Regions from separate parts of the Homo sapiens genome. Here region 1 is linked to region 2. Evidence: read pairs that join two places in POLR2A ChIA-PET (ENCODE). Cell type or tissue: A673. All regions are shown on one strand. Links, peaks and the distances in the headings refer to the core of each region. The heading gives the core; the rest is flanking DNA.

Region 1 (4,410 bases), core at 328-4,327, 100 kb after region 2:
AACTGGAAGAAAAGTAAGTTTTCCTCCTAACAATGTTGAGTTCATATAAGACTCATATCCTGATTTTACCATCTTGGTTTTTCTCAAATTCAATCTTTTTTTGTAAAAGACTGGAAGAAGGATTCAGCCAACTATTCTGAGGCAGATTTCACCATGGAAAGAATCTAGACTTTGCCGTTTAGTTGAATTGGCTACTGATCATACCTCTGTCACCTGTTAGCTCTGTAACTTGTGCTAGTTGTATAAATGAGAATAGTAATTGGTATCTAGCTTTTAGAGTTCTTGTGATGATTACAGAAATTTTTTTAAAAAAGCACTGGTTCAAAATAGGTACTCAATAAATGTAAACCCTCTTCTTAAAAGCAATTATGGTACAGTTCAACCTAACTAGGAAATTGAAATCTGGTCATACATTTAGAAGAAATATTCAGGTAAATATATTTAAGTGATAAAATGGAGAATTTCAGGGAGGGAATCATTTGTTGTACTAAAAACAGACACATTAGAAATATTTCAAATGCCCATTGAACAAATAAAAGGCACCTCTACTCTTACTGCATCTGCCTGTCTGAATTCTTGGTTAATCATATTTAATTAAAACATTTAAACCTGTTCCTTAGAAATACATTCCTAAAACTAAAAAGAATGCACTGGTATCAGAGTAGGTAAAGTATATAGATGTAATGGACAATTATTGTCTAAATCACAAAAGTAGGTAGATCTGTTGATATAAAACATTTATCTTGCATTCTTTAAGTTAGACTTTATGGGGTTTATTATTATTATTATTGAGACAGAGTCTCACTCTGTCGCCAGGCTGGAGTGCAGTGGCATGATCTCTGCTCATTGCAACCTCCGCCTCTCAAGTTCAAGCGATTCTCCTGCCTCAGCCTCCTGAGTAGCTGGGACTACAAGTGTGCGCCACCATGCCCAGCTAATTTTTGTATTTTTAGTAGAGACGGGGTTTCACCGTGTTGGCCAGGATGGTCTCGATCTCTTGACCTCATGATGCACCTGCCTCAACCTTCCAAAGTGCTGGGATTACAGGCGTGAGCCACCACACCCAGAAAGTTAGACTTTTAAAGTAGGTTCATATTTAGAGTTACTGGATAAAATGTAAGACAACCAGTTAAATTTGAATTTTGGATAAACAATGAATATTTTCTCAGTATAAGCGTGGGGCATACTTATACTAAATTATTATTATTTATTTGAAATTCAAATTTAACTGGATGTTCTATATTTCTATTTGCTAAGTATGGCAACCCAACTCATATTTTCAACTCTTATTTATACGTGTTATGATTATATTATGAATTATCCTACTATAAAACCAACTCCCTTTACTTATAGTTGATCTCAGCAAATTTTTACATATCATTTCTGACTTATTTCTTGAGACATTTTTTCTTTATATGTAAAAGAAATGGTGACGTTAAAATTCTAGGAGAAACCTGAAGCTAACTACTCTATGAGAAACAGCTTCTACAAACTGCATAATGGATTTCAAGTTGCATTCACATTGCTCTATTTTAATAAGTACGAGCAAAAGATCTCTAAAAGCAGAAGATAGCTGATATCATCAAATTCTACTACATGGCACTACAAAGGAGAGAGAAGGAACAATCAATTCAGAAGTTATGAAAGGCTGTCCCTTGGTAAGCTGCATATACGGTGTGGGAAGGCTCCCGTGTATGTAGCAGTATAATGAAGCTACAAGAGGGAGAGACTATGCTTTCAGTTTTATTCATATAATGCACAAGAATTTTGAATTCATTTCTTTGGAGGGTAAGCACCTTAAATCACCCATGTAACATCAGCTTTATTGTTCAGTGTTATAGAACAGAAGAAATAGGAAAGGGTTTGAAGAATTAAACGAATATACAGAAAACTTGTTTGTACACGTGCCTTCTGTTTTAACAGTAAATCACTAACTTTTTAGACCTGAAACTGCTTGCTAACACTTAGTTCCGGGGGAAAAATGAGAGCAAAAGAGAAAATTTCCCCCAGATTGGAACAGAAAATAATGTTGAAGCAAATAGAACGCTATATACTTCTGACAGTTCAAATGATACATAAGTACACAGGCTGACAAGGGCTGTGTTGTCCCTGCAGTTCACTTCGCTCAACTCTGCATGGTTCTGTAGGACAATGAAATTCAATGCACTTAGAATTTAAAAAAAAAAAAAAAAAAGCAGAAGAAGAAGAAGGAGAAAAAGAAAAAAGTGAGCTCAGATTCTTTTAAAAGCATTTCTATGAGAAAACAGATCATTTACATGCCAAAAGCACTTTTAATGTGACATATTTAGCACATGTATTATTTAGAACGAAAGCTGCTTGAACTTAGTGAATTCTAAAGTCTATAAAATGGCACCCCACTGAGCAGAAAGGTAGCTGTTCTCTGTTATGTGATTATTTTGAATAATAGACTTGTACGTAACTTTTTACGAAATTAAAGGTATGACATTTACTTTCGTTTAGCCCCATAAATTGCACTTTAGAATATAAAGAATGGGCTGATGTATGAATTTGTTGTTCCTTCAAACAGTTTAACTGATTTTTAAAGAACAGTTTTGTGTTTCATCTATCGAGTAACACATCAAACAGTTATCTTAGTAGAATCTTAGTAGACTTAATGAGACTCCTGTATCACTTAACTCTTCCAAGAAATGTTCAGGGACCTGTAAAACGAGAGAGGCGGACACTAGGTTTGTTTTGTTTTCTGCTTTCACTGGAGCCCAAACCCGGGTTAAGGAGTACCAACTCAGCTCCAGGAGTAGTTGGGTGCTGAAGGGAGCATGGCTTCTCATTAGCCGTTGCATGGTGGGACAATGGTATATAACTCCAATTCCTTTGGAGAAGAAAATTGGAATTGCAAATCTTATATGATTTTGGACGTACTCTCCAGACATCCAATTTTACAAGATGACCCTTTCATCAGAGCCTACTGTTTGACTTCTAGGGATCACTGAGAAAATACTTGTTTCTTTGAGTGTGACTGAGGACAAAATAACCAGATCTTGAAAAATTATTATAGAGATCTGTTGAAAAAGGTCTGCGTTCTCGGCTCTTCCTCATTTATGATAATTTTGCTTTGGATGCAGAGATATTGATGAATTAAGTTGAATACACACATGTATACACACAGAAACACCCATATTGGGCTGAATCTCTGTGATGTGGCTGGCCAGAACTCTATGAAGAAGTGACTCTCCAGGTAGAATCCTCAGAAATGGCTTAAGGTACAGATAAATTCAGGACGGTGCATGTGTTTACCAAAGACAGTCCAGTATGCATTGGACCTCTGTGAATTTAAAGAAGTGAATGATTAGCTAGGTGGTGTTAGGGTAAAAGTGTGGTGTTTGTATGCAGACCATTTAGAGATTTCCATTTTTAAACCTCTTCTCTCTTCCCCACTTCCTTCACCCCCTCCAGAGATTTCAATGATAGTGTTTAAATTTGCTTCAGGCTTTAAACTTGGCATTCGGAAAATCAGCTCAGCAACTCTTGAGTAATTTATCTGGGTTTCCAGAAAGTCTCTCTAGTTCCGTTTAAAGATAGAGACACTTGATTGGAAAACAAAGTGCTGTGGCAAAGTCACAGATTTGCTGCGAGTCCACATAGCTCTACAAACAGGGTGTTTGTTTCTTTAAGGAAATGTTGCTTTGGCTAATCCTGACAAGGTGCTTTTCTCTCTCTTTTTTGTTTTTTGATTTTCTGAGTTAAAAGAAGCAAGATTTTGAGTATTAATAAAATTAGCCCTTATAAAAAGGAAGATTTTTGCTATTTGTATACCCTTGTCTATATTGCTATTACAACAGCTTTGTTCAGAGAGAGATGGAACTAAAAGTGGATCTGCAGCCCAAAAGGTGCAATTATGGTCATTGAAGCCAATAGCATAATTATGTATATAGCGTATATATTTATCAGATATGTGCAGCCATTTTGAACTCTTTATGTATTATCATTACCACTTTGCAGCTTTCTTGAAACAATTTTGAACATCATCTAAGCAAAAATCACTGAGAAGGTTAAATGCTAAAAACATACTTTTAAATTACATTAGGGTTATGGCGTAAAGCCAAGAAAATCACAGAATTTTTGTCCTATCGCTGTTCTCTATTTCCTTGAGATTAATTAACATCAGAAATTTAATTAATTCTTTTTGTAGTCAGCAATCTTTTGTTCTTATTTTGAGGAATATGATTCAAGAAGATAGAAGGACTTAAACAAAAACTTTCAAACTCTACTAGGAATTTATGTTTACTTCTTTATGTGCAGTATTAATTTCCATTTCCAGAATAAACACCTCTCCACCTGGGATAGTGACAACTTTTCATTTTTAAACCAAAAATTTTGCATTCTTTGAAGTCTAGTTTATTTCACACCTTTCCAGGGCTCTCTTTAATG
Region 2 (4,410 bases), core at 158-4,157:
ATGTTGGGGCCAAGAGTGGTGGCTCACGCCTGTAATCCTAGCACTTCGGGAGGCCGAGGCGGGCGGATCACCAGAGGTCAGGAGTTTGAGACCAACCTGGTCAACATAGTAAAACCCCGTCTCTACTAAAAATACAAAAATTAGCTGGGTGTGGTGGCGCGTGCCTGTAATCCCAGCTACTCGGGAGGCTGAGGCAGGAGAATCACTTGAACCTGGGAGGCAGAGGTTGCAGTGAGCCAAGATCTTGCCACTGCACTCCGGCTTGGGTGGCCTAGCAAGACTCTGTCTCTAAATAAATAAATGATCATCAAATGTTGACTTTTCCTACTTGATTAATATCCGCTTTTATCTTTGAGTTTAATTTACTGTTTTTTAGAGTTGTATATTGGACTCATTGATTTTAGCCTCTCCTCTTTTAAAAATATCCATTTTAAGTCTGTAAGTCTTCCTCTAAGCATAGCTTTAGATTTGTTTATACTTTTAGGGGAGTGAAACTATTTTGTATAATACTGTAATGGTGGGTATATGTCACTATATATATGTTCAAACTGATAAAATGTACAACAAGAGTAAACTCTAATGTAAACTATGAACTTTCAGTGATAATTATGTGTTCATGTAACTTTATTGGTTGTAACAAATGGTACCACTGTGGGATGTTGATAGTGGGGCAGGTTGTGCATTTCTGGAGGTAGGGGGAACATGAGAACTCTCAGTACTTTCTGCTCAATTTTTCTGTGAACCTAAAATTGCTCTAAAATATAAAGCTATTAAGTGCATATTTAATATATAAAATATATAATTACATGTATAGTTATTTTTTGACATATATAAAGTTAGCTAGAACTCATCTGGTCATCTGGTTCTGGTGACAATTTTAATAGTAATTAAAATAAAATAGATTTTTCAATAGTAAGAAATGTTACCTTTTATTTCTTTCTATCTGATTTTAAAGTTAATGTGACTTTTTATTGTGAATGCATGATACGTTTTATCAAATGTTTCTGTTGAGAAGATGCTATGGTTTGAACTTAGTTTTTCCCCATAAAAATTATGTCGAGGCTTTGTCCCTAATGTAACAGTGTTGAGAGGTGGTGAGACCTGTAAGAGGCATCTGCGATCCACCTGCATGAAGGGATTAATGCAGTTTTGTGGTAGTGAGTGAGTTCTTGCTCTTTCAAGACTTGATTAGTTACTATGAAAGTGAGTTGTTATGTGAGGCTGCCTCTCGTGTTTGGTCTCCTTGCAGATGTCCAGTTTCCCTTCCACTTGCGCCATGCTATGATACAGCATGAGGCCCTCACCCAGAAGCTGACCAAAAGCAGCTGCCTGATCTTGGACTTCCTGCCTCCAGAACTGTGAGCTAAATAAACCTCTTTTCTTTATAAATTACCTGGTATCAAATATACTGTTATAGCAATAGAAAAAAGACTAAACAAAGAATAATTTTTTTCTCTTTTATTCTTCACTAATATAGGTTAACTACATTGATTTTTTTTAATGTAAACTAATCGAACATCTCTGGAATAAACCCCACTTGGTCATGACATAGTTGTTTTAAATCTCACTGGATTCAATTTGATTCAATATACAAATTTTGTATATTTTTTTACGTTTACATTTATTATTGAAAGTGGTCTGTAGTTTTCTTTTCTTGTAATGTCCTTGCCATATTTTTCTGTCAAGGTTATTCTGTGCTGATAACATGAGTTGATAAGTGTTATCTCTTCTGGAAGTGTTTGTGCAAGTTTGGTAGGATTTTATTTTTAAATGTTTGATAGAATTCACTAGCAAAGCCCAGGGTTTTGTTTGTAGGTATGTCTTTAATTGGTGATTTAATTTTGTTTTTTAGATACAGAAATTTTACATATTTTTATTTCTTTCTGTGTCATTCTTGGTAAGTGTATTTTTTTCTGGAAGTTTGTCCATTTTATCCAAATTGTCCGATTTATTAACAGACAGTAGTTCAGAATATTATTTATATCTTTTTAAATATCCAATATAGTATGGATATGTGTCCCTGCCCAAATCTCATAGTGAATTGTAATCCCCAGTATTGGAGGTAGGGCCTGGTGGGAGGTGATTGGATCATGGGGGTTGATTTCTCATGAATGGTTTAACACCATCCCTGTGGTGCTGTTCTTGCTGTAGTGAGTGACTTCTTGTGAGATCTGAGTGTTTAAAACTGTGGCACCTCACTCCCTCTCTCTCACTCCTACATTCATCAGGTGACATGCAAGCTCCCGCTTTACCTTCTGCCATGATTGTAAGCTTCCAGAGCCCTCCTCAGAAGCAGATGCTGATGTTATGCTTCCTGTACAGCCTTTAGAACCATGAGCCAATTAAACCTCTTTCCTTATAAATTACCCAGTCTCAGTTATTTATTTATAGCAATGCAAGAATGGCCTAATACAATATCCTAGAATCTAGTAGTAGCATCCCTTTTTGAATATCTGACATTGCTAAATATGGCATTCTCTTTGTTCTTGATCAGTCTTATTAGAGGACTTATCTTTTTGTTATCTTCTTAAATAATCAAAATTTTAAGGTTTTTCTGTATTTTATGTTTATTTTCGACCTCATTAATATCTGCTTTCAGCTTTGGGTTTAATTTACTGTTCTTTTTTAGAGTTGTATACTTAGCTCATTGATTTTAGCCACTCTTCTTTTAAAAATATACATTTTATGGCTATACATTTTCCTCTAAGCATAGCTTTAGCTCCGTCCCAAATTAATTCAGTTCAAATAATTTTCTAATTTCCATTGCTATTTCTTCTTTGACCATGAGTTACATAAAAGTACGCTGCTTTAATTTATAAATACTTGAGAATTTTATAGTATTTTTTTGCTATTGATTTCTAGCTTTATTCCCTTCTTTTTTTTTCCTTATTAAGTTACAATGAAATGTTTACTTGTTTTGTCCCCTCAGTCTCCCAGATGTCTGTGTCTCTTTCAGTGTTTCCTGCATTTCCTATGCTTTCTATTCTCCATTCTACTGCCCTATCTTCCAATTCATTAACTTACTCTTTAGCTGAGTCTAATCTACTTTTAAATCTATCTATTGAATTCTTATTTTCAATTATTATATTTTATAGTTCCAGAATTTCAATTATCTATCTATCTATCTATCTATCTATCTACCTATCTATCTATCTATTCTTTTTGAGACAGAATCTTGCTCTGTCGCCCAGGCTGGAGTGCAGTGGTGCAATCTCGGCTCACTGCAGCCTCCACCTCCTGGGTTCAAGTGATTCTCCTGCCTCAGCCTCCTGAGTAGCTGGGACTACAGGCACACGCCACCATGCCTAGCTAATTTTTGTATTTTTAGTAGAGACAGGGTTTCACTATGTTGACCAAGATGGTCTCGATCTCCTGACTTTGTGACCTGCCTGTCTCAGCCTCCCAAAGTGCTGGGATTACAGGAGTGAGCCACCGCGCCCAGCCTCAATTATATTATTTTTGTAGGTTCTAGTTCTTGGTCATAATTTCTATTTTGTTATCTACTTTCCTGACAAATTAATCACAGTTACTTAAAAATTCTTGTTTGTTAACATTTGAGTTACCTATGGGTCTATTTTTATTGTCTGTTTTTCTTCCTTCTTCATTTTATTTCTCAGCATGCTCATTAATTTTTGATGAAATGCTGAACATTTCATGTAAAAACTTTTAGAGACTCTGGGTGCAAACCCAGTGCAAAGTGCTGAGCTAATTTTTTTGGTAGTCCCTTTTTTCTGAGATATAGCCCTTTATGATCCCAGTTGTTTTCTCCCTAGTCCCATGAAATTGCCAAAAGTTCTGCTGGTTTCTCTGGTACCAAGCAGTGGATCTTCTACCTGACTTCTTGTCCTCTTTCTGGGCCTAGAGTTGGCAAACTCCCTAAGAAGAAAAGAAGAAGCAGGCAGATGACGAATTTATATCAGTGAGCTTTTCTTCTCTCCAGGATGATGTCTCTTCAAGTTCTGGTTGCCTTATCACATGTTTGATCTTAGCTGGAAGTGAAAGCCTTTTATTTTATTGATATAACCTTTGCATTAGAATGTTGAATAATATCTAGAAAGATTATTTGTCCTGTAATTGTTTAATTCTAATGAAGTTATTTATAAATGCATATTCAAAAGCACAGATATTGGAATTTGGCTCCTCTAGCAATAATTTCAATACTTTATGGATGTTTCCTTACCCTTAGTCATAAAAGAAAGGTAGATAAAAAGCATAATTTGTTCAACCATTTACACAGAAAAAGAAGACATAATGCTATTAACATAGGGATAATTTCATGTTTCCATAGCAATTTGCTACGAATAAAATCCTAGCTTTTATGTTTATTTCTTACAACACTTATTTGGGAAAGAAGTTAGATGAATTCTGGAATTAGGGTAGAAGATTGTTATGTGCCAAATTAAAAATTAG

What was found. Peaks named below come from ENCODE experiments on the same cell type or tissue, not always from the same donor. Only the 100,000 strongest peaks of a DNase experiment are listed, where the experiment ranks them.
Region 1: POLR2A ChIA-PET joins it to region 2 with 7 read pairs; 2 of 35 experiments call an interaction of 5 or more read pairs at or near these places.

The regions. Positions count from the first base shown.
Region 1 is chr15:37,738,642-37,743,051 of GRCh38, reverse strand. No RefSeq gene overlaps it. Among named protein-coding and RNA genes, the nearest start is that of TMCO5A, 190 kb to the left of the region's middle. In A673, for the core only: no CTCF peak of the experiment used is centred there; no DNase peak of the experiment used is centred there; H3K27ac peaks cover 843 bases.
Region 2 is chr15:37,838,365-37,842,774 of GRCh38, reverse strand. No RefSeq gene overlaps it. Among named protein-coding and RNA genes, the nearest start is that of TMCO5A, 94 kb to the left of the region's middle. In A673, for the core only: no CTCF peak of the experiment used is centred there; no DNase peak of the experiment used is centred there.